2 separate regions of the Homo sapiens genome follow, and region 2 is linked to region 1. A link is a loop called in an ENCODE intact Hi-C map of the cell type or tissue named here. Cell type or tissue: HepG2. All regions are shown on one strand. Each heading gives the region's core, and the rest is flanking DNA. Links, peaks and the distances in the headings are about the cores only.

Region 1 (16,292 bases), core at 11,293-16,292:
TGAGGTTTGAAATAACAATGCCAGCTAACAACCTTTATATATATATGTGTGTGTGTGTGTATATATGTATGTGTGTGTGTGTGTGTGTGTGTGTATACACATTTTAGAGATGGGGGTTTGTCATATTGACCCAGCCTGTTCTTGAACTCCTGAGCTCAAGCAATCTGCCCATCTTGGGCTACCAAAGTGCTGGGATTATGGGCCTGAGCCACCATGCCCAGTCTCTAGCTAACACTCTTATAAGCACTTATTCAGGCATTCTGCTAGTCATTGATGTGTGTTTTCTTATTCAACCCTCACAGTCACATACACACTGTTAGGTAACAGAAACCTGACTGAAATGGGAGAGTTCTCTGACCCTCTTATGGGACTTGCAACAGGGGTGTGGCTTGTTTGCTTGGCCACTGCACATTCAAACCCCTTAAGGGAGGGGGAGCACACAGACAGGCAGGTGCAGGAGACGGGGTGAGCGCTTTTGGGCTCTAGCCCCATGGCAGCATCTAGGGGTGTGTTACAATTAATGCTCTTTTAGCAGTTGCTGTTCGCGGATGGCTAAGTGTTAAACCAGCTCAGTGGAGAGTCAGGGTGGCAGCCTTTTACGCCCTGTCCTCTTGGTACCCGGGTCTTTGTCTAGCATCCAGGAAGAATCAGGTCCTACAGACTTGAAGGATGGTGAATACAGAGATTTTATTGAATGATGGAGGAGGCTTTCAGCAGGATGGATGGGGAGCTGGAAAGCGGATGGAGTGAGAAGATAATCTTCCCCTGGGGTTTGGCCATCCCATGGCTGATCTCTCTGACAGTCCCCAGCCGAACTCCTCTCGATGTTCAGACACTCTTTCTCCTCTCTCCTCTGCCACACTGCTCTGCTGCTCTTCTGCTCATGGAGCCTGAGGTTTGGAGTTTTTATGGGTACAGGATGGGGGTGTGGTGGGCCAGGGTGGTCCTGGAAAAGGCAACATTTGGCACGAAAACAGGAATGCCTGTTCCTATTTAGGGCTGCAGGTTTCCAGGCTTGAGGATGGGGCCTTTGCCAGGGAACCGCTCTCTTTTAACCAGTATTTCCCTGCCTCTTGTCCATATCATAATCACAGTGGCATAATGAAGTAAAGACTCATCCTTCGTCACATAATAACGTTCAGGAGTAGGCAGTCTGGGGCTGATACAAATGCGTGAGAAACCATCAAGTTTCTAGCTTCTTCTAACCTTCAGCTGCATCATGCTCAGTGTGTGTTTTTTAGCCCCATGGTTATAAAATGACTGGTCCACTTAAGGCATCGCACTGGCATCCCAGTAGAAAGACAACAAAAGCAACAAGTGCAAATAAATGGAAAACTTTCCTAAGATTTTCTAGCAGACTTCAGATTTCCACTCCATCTCGTTGGTTAGAACGATATCACATGGACACCCAGTGGCATAACTGGTTGAGAAATGAAGGCTTTTTGTTTTTCTTTCATCTGACAACATAGCTGCCTAAAAAGCTATGGAGTTGGATATTGGTGAAGAAGGAAGGAAATTGACATCAAATAGACATTTAGCAGTGCCACCACAGATGAGTACTACTATTATTCTCGTTTTGCCTGAGGAAACCTAGACATTGAGAGTTAAGTAACCTGCCCAAGGTCATCTAGTTAATATGTAGAAAAGCCGGATACAAACACAGGCAATCTGATTTCCAGAGCCTGAACTTTTAACTCTGTGCTAGGATTTGAATCTGAGAGTAGAAGGAAAGGCAATTTGTGACAGGAAGATAGTGTTAACAAAGGTGCAGTGCGTGTGTGCATGTGTACGTGTGTGCATGTGTACGTGTGCACATGTGTATGTGTGTACATGTGCATGCATGTACATTGGAACCCTAGATGCTGATCATGTGTGAGAGAGGCCCTGAGGCTGGAATAAAGGAGCCATGCTGAGGAGTGGAGGGAAGTCAGGTGGGAAGGAGATCTGGATTTATACCATCTGCCTGGGTAAGCCTTCAGGAACATGAACTGCGTCGGTCCTGAAATTGAAATAATGACAATATATATGCAAATATTGTCAAGAAGGCATGAGGAGATGCCAAATATGAGCAGAGCCAGAACCCAGGGTGTGGTAAATCAAAAGTTGAAGCTGGAACATCCTAAGAAGCAGTAGCCAAGGTTTGGTCCAGGATGTTCTGCAGTCAGATGTGTCCAGCAGTCAAAGATATATGAGCTGGAGGCCAGGGTCTGATGGTTTGGAGTTAGAGTTGGGGAATTAGAATCCTGGAATATTACATACCTAGGTTCTTGTTTGTTTTATGGCAGTACATCCCAGCACTTTAGGAATATTATTGGCCCATTACTTAGCACTAGTTTTTAACTCTTATAGTTAAACGCTGTAACATTTAAGAGGATAAGATGACCCCAGACTATGAGAGCACAAAAGAAACAGTTGTTTTCCATGGAAACATGTTACTTTTAAATATTAGCTTTACCTTTGTTATCTCACAGGGTAAGTGGAGTGGGAACATACAAAAATAGGTAGAATTAAAAAGGAAGGAGCTGTGCAAAGTGATGAACCACATCAGCTTTGGATTATATATTTTTCAGTGTCTTTGTTGAGTACAGAGCTTGCACCAAGAGATGTCAGATTAGTGTAAGGAGACCATTACTTAGAATATGTGAGGCTCAGCAAGAGAACATGGCCCCACTCTGAGTGGTGGGCTTTCTGACCTGGTAGTGTTCAAACAGAGGCTAGAAGATTGTTGAGGAGAGAGATTTCAAAATTGCTTTCTGGATAAAGTTTGACTAAAAGGATTTCAAATCTGCATTTCATAATTGTACAGTATGCCCATCTGAAATCGATCAGAATTGTAATCTCCAAAAAGCAATCTGAATCTGCAAAGCCTTTCCTATTGCTTGCAGACTCAGCAGCCCTGAGTCTGCTGCTAGTCAAGTAGTAGGAAAAGTTGTGCAAAGCCTTTGTCCTCCTCACTCTAGTTTCTTCTTTGTCCAGTTGAAAAAGACTAGCAAATGAGGTCTTTTGAAGAATAGTTATAATGACTATTCTCCAGCAACCACGAGAATGGAATTCAACTTAAGGTGTTATGCATTTATTTAAATGTACCAAGCCTCAGCATGCATGTGTCTAGCCTTTATATACATGCATATATAAATGTGTGTCTGTGTGTATATATATATATATATATTTGTATGTACATACACACTTATCCACATTTATGATGAAAAATAAATTCATGTTTATTGTTGCAGTTAAACTCTGGAGCTCTGAAACCATTGGGTTTGAATCCCAGCTCCTCTATCTTTTAGCTGTGAATATAGGTCAAGTTACTTAACATCTTCGTACCTATTTTCTCACAGGGTAAAGACTATTGTGATGATTAAATGTGTTATTTATTACCTATAAAAGACAGAATATGACTGGAATATAGTAAACATCCAATAAATGATAGCTATTATTATTCTAGACTTTCTAGAAAATACATAAAAATAAAAAGAAGAACTAAAAATCATGTTTATTCTGAAGGGGAACCACTGTTAATTCTGAGCATATCTTCCCAGTCTTTGTTCATGTGCTTGTCTTCTGTTTACTCTCACTCTGGAGTCATGCTCCAGGGCCTAGGTTTCCAATGCACATGCATGCACACATACACATGCACATACACAGAAATATACGTGCACACATGATTTTATGCTTCTTGTAAAAGTTAGAATATGTACCTTAAAGATTAGTATAGGGGAAAAGGGAAAACTTCCCCTTTGCCTTCCGAAGATTTGCAGAAAATCACTGATAAGATGCATATTAATAGGAGAAAAGGCATACATATTTATTAATGTGTACATGGGAGCCTTTAAAATTAAGACCCAAAGATACAGGGGAAATTGTCCATTTTTATGTTTAGGTTTAACAAAGTATGGGCAGCAAGTAGAAACATGATTGGACAAAAAATATGATCTAATGTTAATAGACTGAGTGGGGAAACTCAGAAAGGTCTGTCTGTCTAGATTTTTCTTCGCCTCTCTGAGCATGTATTCCTTTTTTTGGATATGGCACAGGGCCCTCTCTGGAATGGGGGTCTTATGACCTATAATCAAACAAGATAAGTCTAGTTATCTAATTTTTTAGTGGCCAGTTTTTGTGCAGTTATAGTGGAGGGAAAGTTAGAGTAAAATTTTTAGATTTTATGGCTGGCTTTGGGTAAAGGGGTTCTAGTTTCTATGACCCACCTTGAGTAAGACAGATTCTAGTTTTTATGGCTAGCCTTGAGAGAGAATGGGATTGAGAGATAGTAGGGTAGGAGAAGGTCAGAGAAAAATTTCTGTTTTGAGGCTGCTTCTGCGGCCTTCATTTTGGGTATGTTTTTCTGAGTCCCAACATTAGACAATCCTACACAAATATGTATTCAGGACTAAGGTCATGGCTTGTTTTAATAGTTATAACTCTTAAATGACAATTGAGTCATTTTTCAAAGAGAATAAATATTTTGCCATTTTTTCATTAATTCTCGGATCAGCGAAAGTATATATTCTAAATTTGATTGCTTTATTTAAATATTTATATTTTTCAGTTACATAAACATGGAAAACTGTAAAATAAAAATGAATGTCTTATTTACAAAATCTTTGCTTCAGTTAGAAAGGGAAAATGAGTATACACATTACAGACCATTCATAGAATAAAATAATGTGCATTTTAAAAAGAATGAGGTAACTCTATACACACTGACACAGAAGAATGTCTATGACGGGGAAAGATTTCCATGATGCTTAAATTAAAAGCATTGTGGAATAATAAATAGAGAATGACCGTCTTTATACATAGTGTTTTAAAATTTTTTTTAGCTCATCAGCTATTGTTAGTGTTAGCGTATTTTATGTGTGGCTCAAGACAATTATTTCAATCTGGCCTAGGGAAGCCAAAAGATTGGACACCCCTGGTCTAGGCAGTGCTGTGGTCAGGTTTGCTGAGTATTCTGTAGGTGGAATGTAAAATCCAAGATAATGCCTGTTGAACTTGCTGGAAAGTGCACCAACCTGATACTGATCCTATCTCCAGGCTGGGTTCAATGCTCCTGTCTTCATTTCCAAGTTTCCAACAGAATCTTGTGCTTACAGTCATCCTAGAGGGGATCAAGCTTTATACTTTGTTTTTTCTGCTTACTTGTCTGTCTACCCTATCAGATTTTGAGGTCCCTGAGAACAAGAAATACCATTTTTTGTTTTTATTTTTAAATCTCTGTAGTCCCAACATTTAGCATTGTGCCTAGCATAAGCAACCAACAAATGTTCCTTTGATTTGTTTGATTTAATGTAATTTTGTATAATACCGAGTTGGTGTTTGTTTGGAAATTCTGCTTTCTTGAAAATGCTGACTGGTGCCAGGTTGCCCAGCACAGAAGAGACTGTTAGGAATGGATCAATTTCTTTCTTTCTTTTCTTTTTTTGAGATGGAGTTTCTCTTGGCATCCAGGCTGGAGTGCAAGGGCATGATCTCTGCTCATTGCAACCTCTGCTTCCAGTTTCAAGCCATTCTCCTGCCTCAGCCTCCCGAGTAGCTGGGATTACAGGCACCCGCCACCACGCCTGGCTAATTTTTGTATTTTTTGTAGAGACGGGGTTTCACCATGTTGGCCAGGCTGATCTTGAACTCCTGACCTCAGGTGATCCACCCACCTTGGGCTCCCAAAGTGCTGCAATTACAGGTGTTAGGCACCACTCCCAGCCCATTTTATTATTATTATTATTTTCTTTTTTTAGAGGTGTGGTCTTGCTCTTTCACCCAGGCTGAAGTTCAGTGGTGCAATTGATAGAGACAGGAGACAGCCAAATGCTGCCCAGGTCATTGTGTACAGGAGGGTTGCCTAAAGATGCCCACAACCGACTAGGGGTCCCCTTGTGCACTGGGAGAATGGGGTGGAGCCACTGGGAATTCTCACCTTATGGAGTGGGGAGGAGCCCTGTCTCTTCAGCTCTTGTGTGGCGGGCTGGTATTCAATCTGTGAGGTGGAAGCCTGTTGGCAGGAACCCCCCATTTTAATTTTTTAATTTTTTTTTTGCTGAGAGCTTTCTTTTAATAAATTCCACTCTCCCTGCCTTCCAATGTGTCTGCATGCCTAATTTTTTCTGGTTGTGAGACAAGAACCTAGATTTTAGCTGAGCTAAGAAGCAAAAAATCCTGCATCACAATCATAGCTCATTGTATCCTCGAACTCCTGGGTGCAAGTGATCCCATCTCAACCTCCTGAGTAGCTGAGATTATAGGCATGAGACACCATGCCCTCTAAGAATAAATTCCTTTCAAACATTACAAGCTCCTCATCTTTTCCTTTTGTCACCTGAGGTTTTAGACATACACTGGCCTCAATACACATAATCCTTGGCACTTTCTTTTGAAACAACTTTCAAAACTACTTTAAGTTGATAACAATCAACTTGAACACTTGGATGAAATTCTTTTGGGTCAGGAGGTTCCTGCTAAGCTCACATGTAAAGAAAAGAGGACATAGTGAAACACCTGCTTTCTGATTGCAGATAGACCAATAATGTAGCAGGATGAGCCGCAGACAAAAGCTCTCAGACACCGAGTTATAGTAGGAAGGGCTTTATTCAGCAGGGAGGATCGGCAAGCTACTGCCTTAAATTCTGAGCTCCCTGAGTACACAATTTCTGTCCCTTTTAAAGGCTCACAATACTAAAGATTTCACAAGAAAGGGTCATGATTGATTTGATCAAGCAAGGGGTACGTGACAGGAGCTGCATGCACTGGTGGTCAGAGAGAAATAGAACAGGGCAGGGAGTTTCAGAATGTTCTTCTATACAATGTCTGGAATCTATGAATAACATCGGTTTCTAAGTTATGAATTGATTTTTAACTACTGGGTTTAGGCCAGGCAGGCCCAGGCCTGGTTTTGGGCCTGGCGCCGGGCTGCCTGTCTTTGATTTCACTTTCTTTTTTTTTTTTTTTCCTTAAAACAGGTACTGAGTATAAAACAATATAGAACAATATGAGAGGGTCGCTCTCTTTCCTCATTTTCCCCCTTTGAGACTCTCACTTTTTATTAGTGGGAGTTCTCACTCTTATTTTTGCTACTTATGTCTTTTTGTGCAATAGATTGATAGTGATTCATATAGTACACTTGTGCTGAAGCATTTTGGTGAACTAAGGTAGCAATGAAGCTTTTTATCATTTGAAGAAGTAAAAGTAGTAAACAAGGGAGCAGTAAGCAGGTTTTTATTACTATTATAACTCCTATTATAAGAGTTTTAAATCTTCCTATTGCTGGGAACTAATTTTTAAACATGGATCCTGGATTGAGTCCGTGCCACACTTGTATGGGTACATGTGCCAGTTTTGTTATATCTTTAACTATATTTTTAACTACTTGCCCTTGATCACCTGTGTGTAGAAAACAATTAGTAAAGTTAAATTTTTCACAAACTTCTCTTTCAGCTGCTAGCAAGTAGTCAAGAGCTAGTCTATTTTGATAGATAGCATTTCTCATCAGAGTCTCCTGCTGGGCAAGAACAGTCAAGGCTTGACCGGTTGTATTAGTAATAATTTCGAAAACAGCTTGTAACCGTATGATTCCGTTGAGCATGTAGATGGGGGTCCGATATCCCCAAGAGCCATCTTGTGCCCAAGTGGTGGGTCCATAGTATTGTATGATTCTTTCAGGGGGCCATTTATCATCTTTCCAATCACCTATGGCTATGCTTTGTTTTTTGCGGGAAGCATAGACTGGGAAGCCCAGAAGTTCCCCTGCTTTTATGGGCAGTAAGAAGAAAGATGGTTTAATGGTGTCAATTACACAGCTACCTGTCCACTGATCAGGCAGCTTAGCATAAGCTCTGTGTCCACATATCCAGTATAACCTGGTGGGGGCCGTCCAGTCCCGGTGGAATTCTGGGTGGGCCCAAGCAGTCTGCAACTTTGGAAATTGACTGAATGGATCTCTTTCTGTGTAATTGGAACTCCACCATGTAACTGTATTTGTGGTACCATTATACAGCTTTTGCCTAAGACAACTAAGCCGCCTTATAGGATGAGTGAATCCTTTTCCTTCTCTAGCTATGCAACACTGTCTAATAATTCAGACTTTTAGGACCTAAAAATTGTCAGGGTGGTTCTTTTGGGCTGGGAATTCATCAGGAACTGGGTCTGTAGGAACTAATTCTCGGGCTTCTTATGGAAGTTCTTCTTATGGAAACTCTTACTACAGTTTTTCCACAAACATAACATGAATTGACATTTAAAGACTGGACTACATGCTCGGCTAATTGCAAAAACAAATTTCTGGTTTTTCCTGGAGTCTCTGGTACTGGCACATTTAGTTTATCATAGGAAGTCTGAAATACTGGTTCTGGAGAGCATCTTTGAACCCCTCCTTTTATTAGGATGCTTACACTAGGATCTAGTCCTCTTCCATCAATGCCTAATGTTACATATTTTCCTTCATTTCACTTTGGTTCTGAGGGGTTTGTGATTATCAGTTCTAAAGGGTTGCAGCTCCCACTCATGCAGGAGGGGGCTGATTTTTCCTTTTTGGAGCCAAACAGGATTTTTTTTATCTTTTTTCCAAGTAGCCTAAATGACACGAGACCAGTATTGACACATCTCATAAAAATATGATTTTTGACAGATATACTTATTTTTTTACTGTGTAACTTTTTTTCCAATTTAGAGAACTGCATCTTATTCCATGCTGCTTACTATCAATAGCAGCACAAGCGTCAAATTTTAAGGTTAGATTTTTGGGGACCCCTCTTTCTTCTGTTCTAGCTATTACCTTACTTGTGTCACCTAGAAAAGGACAAGTCCTTAATTTTATTTTAAAAACTGTGATCATGGGAGGCTTAAAATGGGTCATAACACACATCAGGTTGGTTATTTCCTGGGCTACATACCTTGGATAGAATAGCATTATACAAACAAATTTCTTTTAGAGTCCTGGTACACTTATAATAACCATAAAATAATAGGACTGTAGCAATCTTTTGTCCTACCTCAGTGACTTGATGTATATACTGGGAACAGTTCTCAGTCTGAGGAAGGTCAGTTGAAGTCCTTACTGTACAAGTCCAAATTTTAAGGAAAATGAGTCCCACGATGAGTTTCCTCATGCTTCGGCCATGCGTGAACCAGTCAGCTTCCGTGTGTGACTGGAGCAGGGCTTGTGGTCTTCTTCAGAGTCACTTTGCAGCGGTTGGCGAAGCTGCTCCCATCCACGTACAGCTCCCAGTCTACTGATGTTTAAGGGTGGTCTCAGAGGTTGGGCCTACTAGAATAAACTGAGTCCAACACCTCTACATAGTTTAAGTTTAACTGGGCTCTCTAATATCAGGAGTAATGTGGCGGGGTTAGGATGTTGCAAACTTCAATGGTTATGCGGGGATTTTCACAGAGCAAGCTTTGGTCTCTTGTTAGTCTAGCATTCATTAGCTAATGGTGTCCTTTGGTATTTATTAAAATCACCACAACATTGGGGGGACTTTATGTTTAGGTTTTGCCTAAGAGTTAGCTTATCTGCTTCTTGTGCTAACAGGGCCGTTGCTGCCAGGGTCCTTGGACATGGGGGCCAGCCTTTGGAAACCCCATTCAGTTGTTTTGAGAGATAGGCCACTGGCCTTGGCCAGGGCCCTACAGTCTGGGTTAAAACTCCAACTGCCAATTTTTTTCTTTCTGACACATAGAGTGTACAGAGTTTTGTCAGGCCAGGTAGCCTCAGGGCTGGGGCCGACATGAGTTTTTCTTTTTAACTCATGAAAAGCTCATTGCTGTTGGTTGTAATAGATGTAGTTCATCTAATCTACATTTTTATTGACTGTCATCTACTAAAATATTGACTTAAATCCTGTAACTATTTGATTTCAAGCTTTAAATTAATCTGGTATTCCTTGCGGGGCTCCAATTGCATCTAAATAGATGTGAGAGTTGAAAGACCTATAAGGGGCTTCTCTTGCTTTATGATGTCTTATTATTATTTTTTTTCCTCTGGTTGATGAAATGCCAGGGTGAAAGGGATAGCCAAATGGACTAAAGGACAAGTGCCACTCTAGTTATTCGGCAGAGTGCCCAGTAAAGGTCCACCACAATACCACCACACATCTGCTCAGGGATGAACAAGGGAAGACAGATTGATAAGCTCTTGAAAATTCTTAAGCTCACTGCATCCCTTCAGGTCTACAAGGAATGCTAAGTCTCCTCCCTGCTGTGAGAGACAAGAAGTGAACTTAGTGTTGGGAGACGGAAGCTGGATGGCCCTCGGGGGCTGACTGGCAGGGACTTCGGGATATAGCAGAGAGAGCTTGGCATGACTTATTACTCCTGGCTGCAGAATCCTGGAAAAGAGCTACATGCAGCCCACACCTGGTCAACTGAAGGACCACCTTAGTGGAAGGGGGACAATCAGGGCCTCTGGCCTGCCATGTGCACAAGCATAACAATTGCTTTTGTTTAATGTGCAGATGGAATATTTGATCCATTCCAACCAGGCATTTGCATCTTGGTATGCTGTCTTAATTGCCAAAGTTTGTTTTAAGTCTTCAACTTCTATGATCCTCTAGTAAAATGAATGTTTCCTTCAGCACCAATTTTTATTAGTTTTTAAATCAAAGAAAGCTAAACACCATTTTATATTTAATAATGCTTCTTGTATGATTTCTATACCAGATGAGTTAAGTTTTACCTTTTTATTAGTGTGTTATTAATGTTAAACTTAATTTTAATAAAACCTTGTAGACATATTTATCCAATTTTTTATGTTTGACCATAAGGTAAGATTTTATAGACTCTTTTTAATCTTTTATAATTTTTGTTAAAGAGCAAGTTGATGCTTTAAGAAAAACCTGTTGCATTTTTACTTTAATGTCCAGTTCACAGAAAAACTGGATGATACCTTTTTAACTTTAGCTAATATGTTTACCCACAGAATTTTCTTTAAAATTAATATTTTAAAACTTGCTTAAACTGTTAAAACAATAATTTTTTTAACCTTTTAATGTAGGTAAAAATTAATTCTTATGCCTCCTTATAATTTTTTTTACCAAAGTTATATTTTACTTTTCTTATACACCTTGTACATAAACAGTTTCTTTAATAGTACTCAGGAGGCCTTATTACTTTTAAATTATACAACATTTTTTGCATAAAAATTTTTTTATAACATTTTCTTTTACGACTTTCGCAGACAATTTTTTAACATGTCTCAACTTTCTGACTTATTACAAACAGTGTTTTTTTTTTAACAACCAGTTAATTTATTTTAGGAGAAGAATTTACCTTATAACACTCTTTTTACATAAATTCTGCCTCCCCCCCTTTTTTTTTTCCTGTTTTTTTTTTAAGATAACCATTCCTTTTTTTTTTTTTTAAAGCGAACTTTCTTTATGTCTTTGGACTAGACAGTCTAAGGCCACAAGATTAGAAGTTACCATAATACATGTTACACTGTTAACTTTTAGCAAACTTCACTTTTGTTGAAAACCTTGTAAGTTTGGGATTTCAATTATCCTTTGCTATTAATAAGACCTTGTTTAGTCTAAATTAACTTAGAATTGGTATAGATGGCCTCTTTTTCTCTCTGCTGGTCTTTCCTTGCCTCTGCCAGCCGCTTATGCTGCTGTTCTCTTAACTACTGTAGCGGGGAAGGGGGTCTAAAAGCAGCTGTAATTGTCTATGTACTGAAACTGGTCTGGGTGCCTTGGCTTACAGGTTACCTTGTGTCATACCTTTGAAACAAAGGACCTGTCCAGGCTTCCTTCTGATGGCCAACCCACCTCTAATGCTGGCCAGTCTATTTCACACAAAGTTCTAAGTTTTCCTGGTGTCACAGTAACACCGTAATCTCCCTTAAATTCTTTCTTGAAAATTTTCTTTTAACATAGTTCCTAGTGGGGTGGGCTTATTTGTGCCTGACCCATGTTTTTTTTCCGAGACAAAATACCACGCTCACACCACACACACTCACCACAAGAAAAAGAACGGGTAAAGAGGCTGCACACACACTTTTACCGTTTATACCAAACCAAAATCACGAAATTCAAAATCCGAGTACCAAAAAATTCAAGCCAAGTCAAAATCAAAACCAAAGTATCCAGCAATTCAAGTCAAGTCAAAACCAGAACAAAAGTGCCAATGCAGGCACGCTGTGGGTGATCAGGCCACACTTCCACTCAGATGGAGTGGGGCAAGTTCCAAAGACTAGTCTTACCAAGTCAAGCCAAGTCAAAACCAGAACAAAAGTGCCAATGCAGGCACGCTGTGGGTGATCAGGCCACACTTCCACTCAGATGGAGTGGGGCAAGTTCCAAAGACTAGTCTTACCAAGTCAAGCCAAGTCAAAACCAGAACAAAAGTGCCAATACAGGCACGCCGTGGGTGATCAGGCCACACTTCCACTCAGATGGAGTGGGGCAAGTTCCAAAGACTAGTCTTACCAAGTTTCAGATGTCGCGACTCCAAGTGCCAGTTCTTTCCGGTGTTCAGCCACCGTGTTAATCCTCTGCAGGGGCCTGCTATGCGCTGCTCTGGCAAGGCATTCCACCGGGGCAATTTCCTACCCGGGAGCGTTCTTTGGATCGCGTCACTCAGGCTGACTGGAGTCCCCTGCAGGGACGCTCCACAGGACAGGCCTAAGCCGCCTAACGGGTTAGCTCTGCCGTCTATGTCTATCAGTTACCTCGTTTCCTGGTCAGGGAACCAAGAAATGTAGCAGGACGAGCTGCAGACAAAACCTTTCAGACACTGAGTTGTAGAAAGAAGGGCTTTATTCAGCTGGGAGCGTGGGCAAGCCACTGCCTTAAAATCCGAGCTCCCCGAGTGCACAATTTCTGTCCCTTTTAAAGGCTCACAATACTAAAGATTTCACATGTAAGGGTTGTGATTGATTGGAGCAAGCAAGGGGTACATGACAAGGGCTGCGTGCACCGGTGGTCAGAGAGAAACAGAACAGGGCAGGGAGTTTCACAGTGTTCTTCTGTACAATGTCTGGAATCTATGAATAACATCGGTTTCGAAGTTATGAATTGATTTTTAACTACTGGGTTTAGGCCAGGCAGGCCCAGGCCTGGTTTGGGCCTGGCACCGGGCTGCCTGTCTTTGATTTCACATCCTTGTTTTTTTTTTTCCTTAAAACAGGTACTGAGTATAAAACAATATGAGAGGGTCTCTCTCTTTCCTCAATATGACTACTTAAATTGGTCAAGGAAATGAACTACAGGGAGGAATATCTGCTTTGTACAAAGATTTTTTTAATGACACTCTTTAAAAAAATGATTATGTATATGTGCATTTTAACTGGATTCTCAAAGAGATATGGGACCCCAAAAGGCAAGTAACAACTGCTCAGGGCAAGTAAAGAGAACTTGGATTTCAAATGGTAACCTCCTAATTTGATAGGAAGTTTCTTGAAAGGAAGGATAACATCTGAGTCTCTTTGTAGTTCCTGCACCTTGTACAACAGTATTCAGCATACAGCAATCAGTGGGGGATTATTTGGAAAAAAATTAATTGATGAAAAAAGCAAGGCCTACTCGAAAACCATTGCTATCTAGGAATGACATCATTTGACATTGCTCCTTACCTCACCTACAGTGAGCATGCCAACTTACAAGCGTTACCAGAAAGAAAATACCCTCTTCTGAAATAGTAGGAATTAGCTATTTCATTTGTACATCTTGAAATTTCCACACTCTTTCCATGTCCAACTACTACCTTTAATTTTTATTTTTATGGTATTCACATTTGTAAAGATTTTATATTCGATCCTCAAAAAATTCTGGGGATGCATAGGTCTTCCAGGAAGTACGACTTCAGTGACAATAAAAATGAGGTCTGATTTCCCTCAGATAGGAAGTCTATTTTTCTATTTCCTTAAATTAACAAGAAAAGAGCAGTGGTCCTGTGAAATCCCATATGAATTCAAGTTATAAACATAGAACACAATCGACGTGTAAGTCTGTAACAACAGGAGACCAGAGTAACTTGTAACAGCAGGTGACTTTTCTAACAAAGGTCACACTGTGTGGGCTAAGCTAGCACCTCATCACTGCAAGAAGCAAAACAAAAGGAAAAAAAAGCTTCTCTCTCTCTTTTTTTTTTTTTTTTAAAGCAGCAGCATAATTCGCTGGCTCAGCAAATGTTTTTCCCTGTTATAGTTTGGGAAAGAAGGCAACTTGGAGGCCTTGTTTACCCTTAGCCCTTCCTCCCGCCCCCGACTGTACCATTAAATCCTAGATTCTAGGGTGACTGAAAAGGATAGGGAATAAATTAGTAATTGTCAAAATGTTTTCCCCATATTATGCATGGCAGCACTTGCTACTTTCTTTTAAGTTGATAACAATCAGCTCAGGGGTTTGCTCTGCTTGCAAGGTCACTGCAAGAATGAACATTGAACTTTGGACTATACCTGAGGGGTGAGGTAAACAACAGGACTATAAATATCAGAGTGTGCTGCTGTGGCTTTGTGGAGCTGCCAGAGTAAAGCAAAGAGAAAGGAAGCAGGCCCGTTGGAAGTGGTTGTGTAAGTAGGAACTTCGTGTTTTCTGATACTTTATTCTTTTAAAGTTTGGTAAATATTTTTTGAGTCTGATAAATTGTTTTTTTCCATAGAATAGATTCAGAAAACTGGTGGATAGAGGAAATAAAAATAATAAAAGAGAAAAAGAATAAGAAGAGTCTGAACTTAGGTGTGGTAGGTGAAGTTCCCAGTGCGCACATTTGTCAGTTCTTGATTTCTGCCCTGTCTTCTGCACAGCTGAGAGCAGAGGAAGCTGGAGAAATCCAAACCTTTTATTCTATAATCTGTTGTGATGTTACATAGGCAGTATTATATGTTCAAATTTAAATATTTTCCACTGAAGGGCAGAGTAAGAACAAACAGGGAAAAAACCCAGCCATTTGGATTTGAAGAGCAGACACTGAAATATGCTCATTCTAGTGTTGTAGAAATGTCCAGGGATATTGTGAGCAGTTTCAGAAGAAAAAGTGGTGGAATGGGGTACAGTAGGTTCAGTCCACAGTGCAGAAGTGGTCACCCTTAAAGAAGCTAAAACCCATGTCAACAATTAGGTGGTCTGTGATTAAATGCAAACTTTTGTATTTTAAATGGTGAATGAGAGCATTCAGGTGAATTAGGGGCTTTCAGATGCTGGCCTAAAGTTCAGAGGTGGAGGACAGAGAAAGTTTGTACATATCCTGCTTTTTAATGAGTAATTTTAAATAAATGTAGGTCTGAATGTGGCCATGAAATTTAAGTTTCGCAATTGAAAAGTGGTGACATAGTGAAATTTACAACTACTTTTCAATTCTTATTGGATCAGCTTCCAGGAAACCCAATTTTGTTATTTATCTTCATTATTTTTATATAGCTGTCTGACAACTATAATTATCAAAGGTTTACGGTGTAAGAAATAATTTTAAGAAAACAAAATTGAGCAGCCTGTTGATTATAATGACAGAAGAAATCCGAAAGTGTGAACTCTTAAGCTACAACTCTCTGCCAATGGGTTATTTTTTCATCATAAACCTAAATGAGGGAAATGAGTGAAACAGTCTTTTCATTTGTATTCACCATTCAGCTACTTGCAATATGTGCTCTGGGCTGGACGCGGTGGCTCACGCTTGTAATCCCAGCACTTTGGGAGGCCAAGGCAGGCGGATCACGAGGTGAGGAGTGTAAGACCAGCCTGGCCAACATGGTGAAACCCCGTCTCTACTAAAAATAAAAAAATTAGCAGGACGTGGTGGCGAGAGCCTGTAATCCCAGCTACTTGGGAGGGTGAGGTAGGAGAATTGCTTGAACCCGGGAGGCGAAGTTTGCAGTGAGCTGAGATTGCGCCATTGCACTCCAGCCTGGGTAACAGAGCAAGACTCCGTCTCAAAAAATAAATAAATAAATAAATAGATAAATAAATATGTGCTCTGTGGCAAAGTGAAAAAACCAAGTGCTGATTTTTTGCCAAGGTTCTGTAACTACTGAATTTGTGGTCTAGGAAACAGAGAAAACCTAGCCTTTCTATTAAGAAATAAAACAGCTTGAATTATTTTTATGTTTTCTTTGGCATCTTAGTGCATAAACAAAAATAGTTGGCGGCTATAGTTATTACAAGGTGATCTATCTAAAAACTCTCAATATATTGCAGTAGCTAAGATGTAGCTTAGGATTTGACAGAACTAGTTTTAATCCAGTCTCTTTTGTGACTGACTTTCTCTCTGTGTGATCATAGACAAGTTACCTAAACTCTTAGCCATGGTTTTTCTCAACTGCAAAAGGGGATAATGGTCACATAATTGTTTTAAGGATTAACTGACAT
Region 2 (6,031 bases), core at 667-5,666, 200 kb before region 1:
CTCCTTTAGAGTAAAGCTGTGGGGGACTTGAGTATACTCAGAGTGGATCTGAGAGGTATCTGCTTCCAGAATGAATTAGAATTCCTGGATTTGAATCATAATCAGATGGCTGTTAAGGGGTTATTGAAGACATATGGCTCTTAAGTTCACAATATTGAATTCAGGTGAATATTATAAATATTTGTAAGTTGGATTATATTATTGAAGCACTTGGTAAAAATTGCCATGCAGGGATAAATGTAGGAAGGGGATTGCAGAGTCTGATATCTAAAAAATAAGTGGAGCAGCATTTGGAAACCCCGTTCACATTTTCAATCTCTTTTCTCTCATTAGAACCTAACTGCTATCCTCTAATCCCTACTTTTGAAAAAATGTATTTAAGGCTGGGCGTGGTGGCTCACGCCTGTAATCCCAGCACTTTGGAAGGCCGAAGTGGGTGGATCACGAGGTCAGGAGATCGAGACCATCCTGGCTAACATGGTGAAACCCCATCTCTACTAAAAATACAAAAAATTAGCCGGGCGTTGTGGTGGGCACCTGTAGTCCTAGCTACTCGGGAGGCTGAGGCAGGAGAATGGCGTGAACCCAGGAGGCAGAGCTTGTAGTGAGCTGAGATCGCGCCACTGCACTCCAGCCTGGGCGACAGAGCGAGACTCCGTCTCAGAAAAAAAAAAAAAGAAAAAATGTATTTAAAAACTCAGCAAACATTAATGGAGATATTCCAAGAGCCAGGCTCCTGGTTCCAAGACCCCACTCAGAGGACTAAGCTCAAATCTAATAAGATGTGTAGGCTTGGGGCCAGTGGGGCGAGGGGATATCCACAGGAGGGCCAATCGAACAAGGCCTCAGACTCATGAGCCTCAAATGTAGATGTTAGATTTTTCCTCCAATTGAGATTATACATACAGCCACAGAGCTTCATGGATGCAAATGAAAATGGTCATGTCTCAACTTTTAAACTGTGCTCAATTAGAGGAACTCATTGCCTATGGCATAGTGTCATGTAATAAAATGGTTTTTTTGTTGTCTAATCTTGTAGTTAGTACAGTGATAGTACATTGGGTTTTTGTGTTAAAAGAAGTCATTTGTTATCCCAGCACTTTGGGAGGCCGAGGCAGGCAGATCACCTGAGGTCAGGAGTTCAAGACCAGCCTGACCAACATGATGAGACCCCATCTCTACTGAATTAGCCAGGCATGGTGGCGCATGCCTGTAATCCCAGTTACTCGGGAGGCTCAGGCAGGAGAATCGCTTGAATCGGGAGGCAGCGATTGCCGTGAGCCAAAATTGCGCCACTGCAGTCCAGCTTGGGCAACAAGAGCAAAACTCTGTCTCAAAAAAAAAAAAAAAAAAAAAAGGCTGGGCGCGGTGGCTCACGCCTGTAATCCCAGCACTTTGGGAGGCCGAGGCGAGCAGATCACAAGGTCAGGAGATCGAGACCATCCTGGCCAACACGGTGAAACCCCATCTCTATTAAAAATGCAAAAAAATTAGCCGGGCATGTTGGCGGGCGCCTGTAGTCCCAGCTACTTGGGAGGCTGAGGCAGGAGAAAGGTGTGAACCTGGGAGGCGGAGGTTGCAGTGAGCTGAGATCCCGCCACTGCACCCCAGCCTGGGCAACAGAGCAAGACTCCATCTCCCCCACCCAAAAAAACATCTTTAAAATTTAGCTTTTAAAACACATTTAGTTATTATTTTACTGTGTTTATTCTTCGTGGTTAGGCACATTTATGCCTTTTTGTTTCCTCCCTTGAGTTGTGGGCCTGGACTCCTAAAACCTCCATTTCTAAATTTGCCTTACCAACAGGGTCACAATGGTAGGCAGGCTTAGTGGGACATGAGGCAATAAAAAGATGAACAGTCATTCTGGTTATGGCTTGGCAGTGGGATGGCAGCACATTAGCTTGGCTCTCACGGTGTGGGCTGCTTTGGTTTCTTTTCCTAACTGAACTCTGACAGGTAGAGTCCTCATGTCCAGGAATAATTCCAGAAAACAATAAAAAAAAAAAATTGGTTTTCAGACCAGGACACAAACATAACCATAGTAGATGAGGGCTCACTCATTTACTAAACTTGAATGTGGTTATTACTTCATTGCTATTGTAAACCAAAAATAAAATTTGAAGCCCCCTGCCACCAACATCTGAATGGACCCCTCTTCTCCGCCAAGGGCATTCCAAAGTTAGACTGAAAAAGTAGTTTCAAGCCATGCTGGGAAGGGGGAGTCAGACATGCCTCATTATATTCTCCTCTCTTTTAAAATTATTGATAGAACAGACTCTTTAAGTCTGGTTAGAAACATTTACAATCTATCTCTCTGAAGTCTTCCACCTGGAGGCTTCATCTGCGACACCTTTGTCTCTGGAACACCTTATGGCAACCCAGGCATTCCTTTCTAGAGATAATAGTTATTGCAACAAATTGCCAATCATAAAATTTTTGAACCTCTCCAACTTGAAAGATCATGCTTCCAGTTGTACTGCCTTTCTGGACTGAACCAATGTACAACACCTTAAATGTATTGATCTCATGACTTCCTAAAATATATATAAACCAAGTTGTGCACTGACCACCTGAAGCACATGTTCTCAGGATCTCCTGATGGCTGTTTCATGGGCTAATGGTCACTCACATTTGGTTCACAATAAATCTCATCAACTATTTTACAGAATTTGACCCTGTGTCTGCTGGACCTCCCAGAAGAGCAGCAGCACATGTGCTGATTTCTTTGGGTTTCAAAATTGACAACAGTCAATGGAAAACTGGATTCCAAATTCTACCAGAGAATACTGTGCCAGGTGCTTTCAGTGGGACCCTTGCTGTCTCTGGGATTTCAAGTGCTATTACAATGGTCTCCCCCAGGGCACATTAAAGGACTGGTGAGATCCCTAACTGGCATGGCTCCAGAAGTGATGTGGAAGTTAGGAAACTCAGGCAGTCATTGATTTCCCAGCCCCACTGACGCTTTTCCTCTATCTCCTGGCTGAGAAAAGAAGACCAGGAAGAGCCGTGAGGGACTTCCAGGGTGGCATGTGGCTGTCTCCAGCACACGTACATAACCTGGATTATATCTGTAACAAGCTATGCTGATGGATCAGCAGGTTAACCCAAGCTGAAAAAAGCAGTCAAGCACTTCCTTTGGTGTGTGAGGCAGAAACCAGGACATCTGCTGGTCCACCAGGGGACAAAAATCAATCCTATTTCACCAATGTGTCTCCTCCGTGTGGGGAGTATAGGGCATTGAAGGTGGATGAGAATCACCATCCACCTTCTGCTGCACAGGAAAGACAAGGGAAGACTCCAGGGAAGACAGAGGAGGAAAACGTCGAGCAGCCCCAGGTGGATGTGTCTGTGTGTGTGTGTGTGTGTGTGTGTGTGTGTGTGTGTGTACCTTGACAGTGGGTAGAGGAAGGGAGAGGAGGGTTGAGGTCTTCCCACTAGAGGAGTGAAATGAGCAGAACTGAGAAAAGAGGTCAGAGAAAAGAAAGAGGAACCTACAAGCCACCACAGAATTTTCTTTCCCCAGAGAATGGTCTCTTGCCCGACTAGGGGCTGGGTATCCTTGTGAAGTCACCGGAGGTTTTCAAGGGGTGGGCTTCCTGGCTTCAGTAGACTCAAGGTCCCTAAGGTCCAGTTAGGATAGGCGCCTGGGAGGGCTCCCGAGTTGGAATAAGAGTCGGAAGAACTGACAGGGCTGGGGGCGCACTAAGCACACTCTACTCCTGAGAGGTGAGGGTGGGGATGTTGGAGGGAAAAAGGGCTGCTTTTTCCTGCCTGCAGGCTTCAGATTCACAGGGGATGTGAGGAGAGGGCGGAGGAGGAGGAAGCAGCGGCTGTTTATGCTGGGAAGATGGCTCAGTTGAGAAGTGAGGCAGATGTGGCCTCAGAGGGTCTGGCGGATGGCTGCCGGGATCACCGGGGGCTGGACTTTGAGATGTCCAGGACGAAGTGTTGCCCTTTCAGTGCTGCCCTCCCTGTGTCTGCTGGAACTGTTGGAGCCGCAGTGCAGCCTAATTTTGACTTCAGGTAAAATAATTCAATATACTGAGGCCCAGGGGGAACAAAGCAAGGTCTACTCCATATCTCTGAACAGCTGGTGTCTTTCAGTGCCTAAACTCAATCAGAATCCTGGGAGCAAAAGTAGCTCTCCAGTGCAGTCCATGCAGGTTACTTCTTGCAACATAGAGGTGACTGAAGCATGGTAAGCAGATCTAGAAAGGCAAACATCTCTAGCAGATCTAGAGAGGCTAGCCAATGTTAGCTAGCAGTGTCTTTATGTTGATAAACCTATTCAGAATGTTAACTTTGTTTGTTGGTTTGTTTGTCCATTTTTGTCTCCCAGGCTGGAGTGCAGTGGTGCGATCTCGGCTCACTGCAACCTCCAGTAATTCTCCCGCCTCAGTCTTTCCAGCAGCTGGGATTACAGGCTCCCCATCGCCACACCCAGAATTTTTTGTAGAGACGGGGTTTCGCCATGTTGCCCGGGCTGCTCTCAAACTCCCGATTTCTTAGTCTGACCAAGTCAGGGTTTAGCTATTTCTTAGCGTAGCAAGTTGAGATTTATTCCAGTTTCGATTTCTAGTTGTAACAATGCTGGCTTTAACCGTGCCTACGTAGTCGTTGCAAGTTCCTGTTTTGTAATAGGAACCCCCATTATAGCCGTTCGTACGGTTTTTAAGTCTTGTAGAAATCTGGGTACTGGAGAATGTAATTAAAAAAAAAATTTAGCAGTGCCTGAAATCTTTTAGTCATACCAAGTGTGATTTCACAATAGAGATTCTCGCCCTGGCTGTGCTTGTGATTTTTCACTCATGCAGAAGTTGAGGTGTCTAGGCTACAGGAACTTTTTGGTGTCGCAAATACCGGTTTAGCCATGGCTGTTTCTTCTTAATCCGAGGAATTTTCGAATAGGCGCAAGAGGCACAGGTTTAGTGCTAATACAAATATAGCCGTAGGATCGCATCGTTCAACACTGCAATTTCTTTGTAGGGTTATTTGTATGTTTTGTATACTCAAAAAAATTTTTTTTGATGTGTCTTTTTCTGGGAGCGAGGTTACTGGTGTATTTTATTTTCATTTCTGTTTGCTTTAAAAATTTATTTTATTTTTTATGTAAATGTTATGTATTTTATTTTTTCTTACCCACTGCCTTCCCCAGGAGAGTAAATGTGGCATAATTTCTTCTACTGATTTTGAGTATCATGTCTCAGCTTCCTACTAACTAGCTTTCTCCCGTGAGTCGGGGAGCAGAGCTGGTGCCTGGTCTCTAGGGTTCTCTTCCGCGGCTCTGTGCCTATGTCGAGCCAGCAGTTTCGCATCAGCACTTTCGCCAATAGCGGAGACTCAGTGTTTTCTCGGCTGCTGCACCGCTGGAAGCGCTGAACACAACAGAACGTTTCGGCGGGGCGCTGTGGCTCACGCCTGTAATCCTAGCACTTAGGGAGGCTGAGGCGGGTGGATCACTCGAGGTCAGAAGTTCGAGACCAGCCTGGCCAGCGGGTGAAACCCCGTCTGTACTAAAAATACAATAATTAGCTGGCCGTGGTGGCGCGTGCCTGCAATCCCAGTTACTCGGGAGGCTGAGGCAGTATGCTTGAACCCAGGTGGCGGAGGTTGCAATGAGACGAGATTGCGCCACTGAACTCCAGCCTGGGTGACAGAGCGAGGCTCCTTCTCAAAAACAAAACAACCCAGAACGTTTCTTGTTCACAAGACTCAGAAGTGCTTTGTGGTAACGCTTCCCCTCTCCTAGCGCCGCCACTTTCCCCGGGCTGGCTGTCTCACGGTCTCAGCCCAGTGATTGGCCGAGGAGGCGCTCTTTCAGCACTTTCGCTGGAAGGGCTTGGGCTCGGTTTTTCTGCCACAGGCGTTTCATTGGGTAGGTGCTTTCTCGGTGGAAGCACTGTACAACCTTCCAAGCCTCGATATTTCTCAGAGACGACGATTTCTTAGTGGCAATACCTTAACTGCACCAAAAACTAAAGTTTGCCGCTGGGTACTCCGCTAGTCGTTCAGTGTCCGCATTTGCTAT

Evidence for each region. Hi-C counts contacts between places; a loop is a spot of excess contacts. Peaks named below come from ENCODE experiments on the same cell type or tissue, not always from the same donor. Only the 100,000 strongest peaks of a DNase experiment are listed, where the experiment ranks them.
Region 2: a loop joins it to region 1, with 2.4 times the contacts of the local background. A loop is called at or near these places in 2 of 110 quality-filtered maps.

Annotation. Positions count from the first base shown.
Region 1 is chr5:42,810,044-42,826,335 of GRCh38, reverse strand. It overlaps SELENOP (selenoprotein P), which reads left to right and starts at 14,444. Exons shown (of 5, transcript NM_005410.4): 1 at 14,444-14,500. RefSeq lists an enhancer at 13,720-14,285. In HepG2, for the core only: no CTCF peak of the experiment used is centred there; DNase peaks (open chromatin) are centred at 12,545 and 14,315; H3K4me3 peaks cover 4,811 bases; H3K27me3 peaks cover 487 bases.
Region 2 is chr5:43,008,024-43,014,054 of GRCh38, reverse strand. No RefSeq gene overlaps it. Among named protein-coding and RNA genes, the nearest start is that of FLJ32255, 18 kb to the right of the region's middle. RefSeq lists enhancers at 3,370-3,870, 5,874-6,031 and a silencer at 5,809-5,898. In HepG2, for the core only: CTCF peaks have their summits at 3,195, 3,706 and 5,382; DNase peaks (open chromatin) are centred at 3,194, 3,743, 4,184 and 5,334; H3K4me3 peaks cover 2,529 bases.